Regions from separate parts of the Homo sapiens genome. Here region 1 is linked to region 2. Evidence: read pairs that join two places in POLR2A ChIA-PET (ENCODE). Cell type or tissue: GM12878. All regions are shown on one strand. Each heading gives the region's core, and the rest is flanking DNA. Links, peaks and the distances in the headings are about the cores only.

Region 1 (4,403 bases), core at 142-4,141, 130 kb before region 2:
TCTGGATGAGATTGGAGACTATTATTCTAAGTCCAGTAACTCAGAAATGGAAAAATAAACATCACATGTTCTCATTGATATGTGAGAGCTAAGCTATGAGGATGCAAAGGCATAAGAATGATACGATGGACTCTGGGGACCTGGGGGGAGCACGGGAGGGGGGCGAGGGATAAAAGACTACAAATAGGGTGCAGTGTGTACTGCTTAGGTTTGGGTGCACCAAAATCTTACAAATCACCACTAAAGAACTTACTCATGTAACCAAATACCACCTGTACCCCAATAACTTACGGAAAAATAAAATAAATGTTATTAAATAAATGCCAAAAAAAATAAAATAAAAGGCATGACCATATGTAATAGATCTTAGAAAGATGACCCATCCAAAGTAATTGACGTGGATGGCTTGGTTGCTTCATGCAGTAGCCCCCTAAGCTACTCAGAAGCCTTGATTATCTAGAGTGAAGCATTCAGAAGGTGTCTGAGAGCACAAATTACAGTTCATGTTATTTTGCTTAAAAAGATCTGTATCTCTCCAAGTTCAGAATGTATAACTAAACACATCTTATTCTCCAACTTTTGCTTCCCACTACTGAGTTGTGAGGCTCTGGATAGCTTAATGAAATACTCCGGAACTCATATTTTCATCTGGAAATGAGAAGATTAAATCCCTTAGGTCAGGGGTCAGCAAACTTATAACCCACAGGCCTGCATCTGTTTTTGTAAATAAAGTTTGATTGAAACACAGCTACCCTAATTCCTTTATACATTGTCCATGGCTGCTCTCACTGAACAATGGAAGAACTGAATCCTTGTGTCAAAGATGATCTAGACTTCAGGGCCTAAAATATTTACTACTTTTCAGGACAAGTTTGCTGATGTCTGACTTAGGTTATTCTTTATTTTTTAAGTGGAGAGAGATATAAAAGAATGGAAATCCATATATATTGGCCGGGCGCAGTGACTCACGCCTGTAATCTCAGCACTTTAGGAGGCCGAGGCAGGCAGATCATCTGAGGTCAGAAGTTTGAGACCAGCTTGGCCAACATGGTGAAACCCCATCCTTACTAAAAATACAAATATTAGCCAGGTGTCATGACACGCCCCTGTAATCCCAGCTACTAGGGAGGCTGAGGCAGGCTGAACCCTTGAGGTGGAGGTTGCAGTGAGCTGAGATCCAGCCACTGCACTCCAGCCCGGGCAACAGAGCAAGACTCCGTAAATCCATATATATATATGGATTATATGTATATGTAATGGGAAAACATTCTGATCAGTGATTTCCCTTCCTCAGAGCTTAGACATCTTTTTTTTTTTTTTTTTGCCCTGTCTCTGCTTCTCACTGGTAGTTTTTTTGCTCATCACAGAGCCACCCTTCTCCTTCCTTTCAAGGTTTTCCCTATTGCTTTGTTTTGTGTCTATACTCTCTCTCTGTGTCTATTTCCTTATGTTCATCTTTCTTAGAAACATTTGTCCAGAATTAACCCCAGATAACTAACTAATAATACTTCGAATGCATATGGTATCTTTCTTTACAAAGGCCTTTGAAAATACTGTGGCATGATCTTAAAAACAAAATGACTTTCTAAAAATAAAACAACAAATACAAAATTAAGGAACTTGGTCTCCCCTCAGCTAGGTATCTTTTCTTTTGACGTTTTCTGCAGAAAATTGCTAGTGGGCTCCTAGAGCTGTGCTGTACTCACCTCGGGGTATGGAAACGTCAGGCTTGGCTTCAGTGACTGAGCTGTTTCTCTGCTTTTGATCTCATTCTAATGCCTTCAACCTTAAATTTCAACTTTCAGTTTTCACCTTTCTCTGCATGCTGCTTACCAACCTTCCCCTGACCTTTTCCACATGGCTTCCCACTGCTTCCTTTTGCTCATGTTTTCTTAGTCTTCTGATCATTCTGCAAGCATTTTCGCTAAATACTATCTTCTCGTCTCTGAAAACCTCTCTCATCCTCTCTGACTCTTTTTCCTTCTAAATAACTTTAAACAGCACACAAACTTCTATTTTTACTTTTTCTTTAAATATGCTTACCTCTGAGCATTAAATTATTCTCATTTCTTTCCCATGAATATCCCACTACAGAATACACACTGGGCTACATTATTTGTATTTCAGCAAGCAGCCTTGGGGCTCCTTTCCCGGGCTGTTGTCATTAAAAGGACTAAAGCAAAACATTGAAACAAATGATAACATGGACTGTTCTCTATAGTGAATCTGAGAACAAGCAATCAATTTCAACTAAAAACGAGGTACTGTGCATCCCATTATTACCTGCTGTAGTTTGGTTCTGGTGAAGAGAAGAGATGGAGTTAATTGAGAAAGTTCTTTGCCATTTAGTGTAGAGCATCTCTCTTTATTTATTTATTTATTTATTTAGAGATGGGGTCTCACTCTGCCACCCAGGGTGGAGTGCAGTGGCATGATCTCAGCTCACTGCAACCTCTGCCTTCCAAGTTCAAGTGATCCTCCTGCCTCAGCCTCCTGAGTAGCTGAAATTACAGGTGCCCGCCATCACGCCAGGCTAATTTTTGTGTTTTCAGTAGAGATGGGGGTTTCGCCATGTTGGCCAAGCTGGTCTCGAACTCCTGACCTCAAGGACCCACCTGCCTCGGCCTCCCAAAATGCTAGGATTACAGGCATGAGCCACCACGCCCAGCCGAGCATCTCTCTTTAAACTACTTTATCCACACTGACAATTTACATTCAGTACTAATCAAAAAGGAAACTAGAGGCCAGACACGGTGGCTCATGCCTGTAAATCCAGCACTTTGGGAGGCCGAGGCAGGTAGATCACCTGAGGTCAGGAGTTTGAGACCAGCCTGGACAACACAGTGAAACCCCGTCTCTACCAAAAATACAAAAAATTAGCTGGTGTGGTGGCAGGCGACTGTAATCCCAGCTACTCAGGAGGCTAAGGTAGGAGAATCATTTGAACCTAGGAGGCAGAGGTTGCGGTGAGCTGAGATCGTGCCATTGCACTCCAGTCGGGGCAACAAGAGCGAAATTTTGTCTCCAAGAAAAAAAGAAACTAGGACTTCAACTAGGGCATTTTAAAACACCACAATTACAACATAGGTTTAATAATAAAAAATAAAACACTAACATCCAGTGATCACTCAGTGTATAATAGTCCTTACGCATATAAAGTACTTTATAGAATTATCTCTTGTAATCCTTCCCAGCACCAATGCATACAATGGTTTAGGTTGGACATTGCATGAGAGTAGCACAACTAAAAAGACTGTCACATCATAGCCCTTTTTATCATTTTGAAGACTGTTCATATTTTTATCATAACTTGGCTAACTTTAAAGATGACAGAGCTATATATTTATGAAGATAGTTTACTGACAGGTGGCAGTAAAATGTCTTACTTAATAGGATTGATATATATTACATTTTGCTTGGACTTACAAAGGAAGAATATATTTGATTATTAAAAGATCTTGATGATCTAACAACATTCAAAATAACCTACATTTCTAAATAAGATTTTTTTCTCACTGAAGTACTAACTGATTAGTATCTTAAATTTTTTTCAAATCTTTATACTTCATATACTCTGGCACTTGTCTTCTGTACTCAAGTAAGATAGCAGAGTTCTATTTTAAGTATACAGGCATTTTCATTATGATACAAATAACTAGGTAATAGCTAATATAATTTAGCATCAATAATATACAAAGTATGTATTAAATTGACAAATTAGAGATTACTATGTAACAATCTGCTGATTATATTAGAGCACTTGTTTATTTGTTGCTATGGAAATTTTATAATTAACTGCTGTTAAAATTTTTGACTTGTTATCTATAAATTTGATTTTCTAATTGTAATTAAAAATTCAAAATGAATATTACATTGTTTAATCATTTGATGTACAGTATTTATTCAGAATGACTTTATGTTTGTATAATTGTAATTAATGATAGTATATAATATACTAACTTCAAAAGTTCTTTTTTCACTTGAGGAATGAGAGCCTTTCTCTAATTCACACAAAGGTGTCCTGTGGGCTAGCAGCAGCCTTGATCTTTCAGCCAATTTCATGATGGAGAAGATACTGTTATTATCTCCTTTTTACAGAAAGGGAGGCTTAGAAATGTTAAACAATATGCCCACATCACAGAGATAGCAAGTCATGGGGCAAGATTCAAACCCTAGCAGTTTGAGCCAGAGCTCAACGTAGGCAGCGTAACTCTCACTGCTGAATAGCAAGGTTTGAGGAATTACAGGTATCACCTCCCAAAAAGGACCTCCCATACCTTCCGGTCCGGATGGACATTTCTCCCACCGATGTCACTTATTGATTATGCAACAAAAGTGAATGCATTTCTTCCGGAAGATCACAGTGGTGACAATAGAAGCTGATCAGAACTAGCAAGATGGAA
Region 2 (4,403 bases), core at 243-4,242:
CCCTTAGGAACTACTTAGCTGGAGTTCTATTTAAAGACTTTGAGAAGAAACCTAGACAAAAGTACACATGAGATTCTATTAGAGAAAGTTTCTACGGAAAAAAGAAAATTTGAGGACACTTTTCAGTAAGTGCTACGGTTCTCTTGGATTAAAAGAAGGCGAAATTGAATATTATTCAGCCATAAAAAGGAATGAAGAATTGATTCATACTACAACATGGATGAACCTTGAAAACATTATGCTAAGTGAAAGGAGCCAGACATGACAGGTTACACATTGTATTTTCATTTTTATATGAAATGCCCAGAATAGGCAAATCCATAGAAACAGAAAGTAGATTCATAGTTGCCAGGAGCGGGGGTTGGAGCGTGGAGGATAAGGAGTGACTTCTTTTTTTATTTTTATTTATTTATTGTTTATTTATTTTATTTTATTTTTGAGACAGAGTCTCGCTCTGTCACCAGGCTGGTGTGCAGTGGCACGATCTTGGCTCAATGCAACCTCTGCCTCCTGGGTTCAAGTGATTCTCCTGCCTCAGCCTCCCAAGTAGCTGAGACAACAGGTGTGCGCCACCATGCCCAGCTAATTTTTATATTTTTAGTAGAGACAGGGTTTCACCACATTGGCCAGGATGGTCTCGATCTCTTGACCTTGTGATCCGCCCACCTCAGCCTCCCAAAGTGCTGGGATTACAGGCGTGAGGGACTGACCCTGGCCTTGAAGAGTGACTTCTGATGGGTGTCAGGTTTCTTTTTTGAGGGAATAAAAATATTGTGGAATTAGACGGTAGTGATGGTTGCACAATTTTGTGAATATACTAAAAACCACTGAATGGTACACTGTAAAAGGTAAATTGTATAGTATGTTAATTCTATTCAATTTTTTAAAAAGAAGATAAGGAAGTCAGGGTAGATATTACAGGAGAGAAATTAGAATTAACAGCAAAACTCCACCATAAGAGGGTTCCAAAGAAACAAATCACAGGAAATATATGGCCACATGATTGCAAGGTTAATGAAAATCTGTATGAACCATCAAAAAAGGAACAAGAATAGATAGCGAAGCTATGACTGTAAATAACTGACCTTTCCCTGAACTGAGAAAGCCCCAGATGATCACAAGACCTTTCTGATCATCAGTCCCAACCCTCAGATAAGAATCCAGATGAGAAGACAAGGACTATCAGCAATCCGATCACATCTAAATTTGCTTTACTGCAAGGCAAATTATAACTGGGTTTTACTCTATGTATATTAATAGATAAATCTTTAAAAGGAAAAAAAAGCAGTTAAAATCCAGACATTTTTCCCTACATGGAAGGAAAAACAGGAAGACACAGTTCTATCTGTGTGTGCCACTGACTATGACCTTGTCCAAGCTACCAGAGGCTTGATGTGTCTCTATACCTTGATTTACCCAGCTGTGAAAGTAAAATGATAATAACACATCTCTGCTCCATCAGGGTGATGTGAGGGATAATTCATGTTTTTAAGGTTCTTTGTGAACTTTATATTGAGACAGCCTGCTATTATTAGGAAGCCTTAACAAACACGTTCTCTACCGCAGTCAAGACCTGACTCTATTTAAGGAGGGAATGGGACTGGCTGCAAAACCAAAATGGAATGTTTGATCCATTACTTTGCTTTTTTCGCTTCATAAAATTTTGGAGGAAATGTACACTCCTGTAGTTCTTATATTGTCACTTCAATCACGTTAAATACAAGAATTTCAGAGAGAGAAGGAAAAAATTTTAAACTATTTTGCCTCATCCCTTGTTTTAAGAGTCAAGAAAATAGTTATAGTAACCTGCCCATGGTCACAGACGAAAAAGCCAGGAACTAGAATCCATTTGAGACCTTATTTGAGACCCATAGTCTTTTACAAATGTTACTATCCCCAAATTAAAACACAACTCACTGTCACTATTGGCCTATACTGGTGATATAGAAGTTACTGTTCTCAGGCTGGGCACGGTGGCTCACACCTGTAATCCCAGCACTTTGGGAGGCCGAGGTAGGCAGATCACCTGAGGTCAGGAGTTCGAGACCAGCCTGGCCAACATGGTGAAACCCTGTCTCTATTTAAAAAATACAAAAATCATCTGGGTGTGGTGGTTTGTGCCTGTAGTCCCAGCTACTCAGGAGGCTGAGGCAGGAGAATCGCTTGAACCTGGGAGGCAGAGGTTGCAGTGAACCGAGATCGCACCATTTGCCTGGGTGACAAAGCGAGACTCTGTCTTAAAAACTTTTTTTGTAATTAAAAAAAAAAAATAAAGAAGTTACTGTCCTTTTTTAGTTGTGGTTTTGGTTTAGCTGGCAAATTAACTGTCATGGGCACCAATTAGCCCATTAAAATTGCAGAGCAGCACAGACGTGAGCCAGCAGCTAGGCTCCGTGGACTCCCAGGATATGCAGTAGGACTCCAGAGCTGGGGCATGTGGTTCTCCACCACCACAGCCATGGGCCATCCCAGGGTGCCCTCCACACATGTGCCACTGATGGAGACCTCGGCTCAAGAAAGTCTCGGCACCATTCCCTTGCATCAGATTTATAAAGAAGAAATCATGGAAGCCTCAAGATGTGTTCCAAGGATTCCTTTTATCCCCCATAATTCATTCTTAAGAACGTTGCCTTAACTTTCATTAAGAGATTTTTTTTTTTTTTTTTTTTTTTTGAGATTTGCTCTTGTTTGCTCTTGTTGTCTAGGCTGGAGTGCAGTGGCACGATCTCGGCTCACCACAACCTCTGCCTCCCGGGTTCAAGTGATTCCCCTGCCTCAGCCTTCCGAGTAGCTGGGATTACAGGCATACGCCACCATGCCTGGCTAATTTTGTATTTTTAGTAAAGATGGGGTTTCTCCATGTTGGTGAGGCTGGTCTCGAACTCCTGACCTCAGGTGATCCACCCGCCTCGGCTTCCCAAAGTGCTGGGATTACAGGCGTGAGCCACCACGCCCGGCCTCATTAAGAGATTTCTAACAACCTTCCTTTCACTCAATAGCTATTTACTCAATGCCTGCTATTTTTATCAAGAATTGTGCTGGCTGCTGTGTCTGAAACATCCTTTACACTCTTCAAAGTCCCTGTTTTCAAGGGATTGTCAGTAGTAGGTTAATTAGGACAGGCACACAGTGAGCGATATTGCAAGGCAACTTTCATATCAGCCATACAGACAAAATGCCTTCAGAGTTCAAAAGAGGAAGAGCCCAAGATTCCGCCAGTGTGACATGCAAGCAGCCCCACACTTCTCACAGACTACAATTGTAAAAGAGAAGCATGAAAGGTGAGTATTCAGGTTCTGTGAACTTCTACTCCCAGAGATCCCAAAAAATGATAAAACTTCTATTTGTGCTGCACCTTTTAAGTAGACCTAGCACATGTATTAATTTTCTCCTCTTTCCCCAGTGAACACATACTGACTTGCTCAGTGATATGGTTTGGCTGTGTTCCCACCCAAAGCTCATCTTGAATTGTAGTTCCCATAATCCCCACCTGTCCTGGGAGGGACCCGGTGGGAGGTAATTTAACCTTGGGCATGGTTACTTCCATGCTGTTCTGGTGACAGCGAGTTCAAACGAGATCTGATGGTTTCACAAGGGGCTTTCCCCCTTTTGGTCGGCCCTTCTGCTTGCCGCCGCCATGTGAAGAAGGACATGTTTGCTTCCCTTTCCACCATGATTGTAAGTTTTCTGAGGCCTCCCCAGCCCTGCAGAACTGTGAGTCAATTAAACCTCTTTCTTTTATAAATTACTCAGTCTCGGGTATGTCTGTATTAGCAGCATAAGAACAGACCAATACATTCAAGGTCAAAGAACATCCATATGGAGCTAATGTCTTGCTGGCTGGACACATGCGGTGACTGGCATTTCGGGGTCATGGGTAATTAAGCTTAGAAAAGCTAGGCTTCTTATCAACATTTTCAGCCCCCATTTTTCCTCAATCATTTGTATAAAATAATAATGACAAAATTCAATAAATGTTCAAATAATGTTGCTAATACTGCTATGCGAAGATGCCTAAACTTCACAAAAGAATGGCATGGCCATTCATCAACTGAAACATGAAAGACAGAATTAGATTCACAAATGGCAATTTAGGAGAAAATAACTAGTGTTTGGAAAGAAAAATGTTAAAATGTGGAGGATCACATGTCCTTTCATTCGGCAGTTTCCAAGTGCTTCACTGGGAAGTCCAGATTTGGCACAAGCCCACTGGGAGACTTCTGGAAGGAGGGGGCATCCTGCCACTCTAGAAACTGTGGAATAGCACCTGCTCACTCCCCAGGGCAGCTGGCCAGGGCTCCTAACAGAAGATACACAATAATTTTGTTAACAATTTCATGTGCTTTTTTCCAAATAACCTTCTCCAGAGCTACCAACAAGTAACAAAATGGGATAATTTGAAC

What was found. Peaks named below come from ENCODE experiments on the same cell type or tissue, not always from the same donor. Only the 100,000 strongest peaks of a DNase experiment are listed, where the experiment ranks them.
Region 1: POLR2A ChIA-PET joins it to region 2 with 5 read pairs; 4 of 35 experiments call an interaction of 5 or more read pairs at or near these places.

What each region holds. Positions count from the first base shown.
Region 1 is chr6:155,330,996-155,335,398 of GRCh38, reverse strand. No RefSeq gene overlaps it. Among named protein-coding and RNA genes, the nearest start is that of TFB1M, 19 kb to the right of the region's middle. In GM12878, for the core only: no CTCF peak of the experiment used is centred there; a DNase peak (open chromatin) is centred at 1,808; H3K27ac peaks cover 1,685 bases.
Region 2 is chr6:155,196,937-155,201,339 of GRCh38, reverse strand. The region is part of intron 14 of TIAM2 (TIAM Rac1 associated GEF 2); the gene reads right to left. Among named protein-coding and RNA genes, the nearest start is that of CLDN20, 65 kb to the left of the region's middle. In GM12878, for the core only: no CTCF peak of the experiment used is centred there; no DNase peak of the experiment used is centred there; H3K27ac peaks cover 500 bases.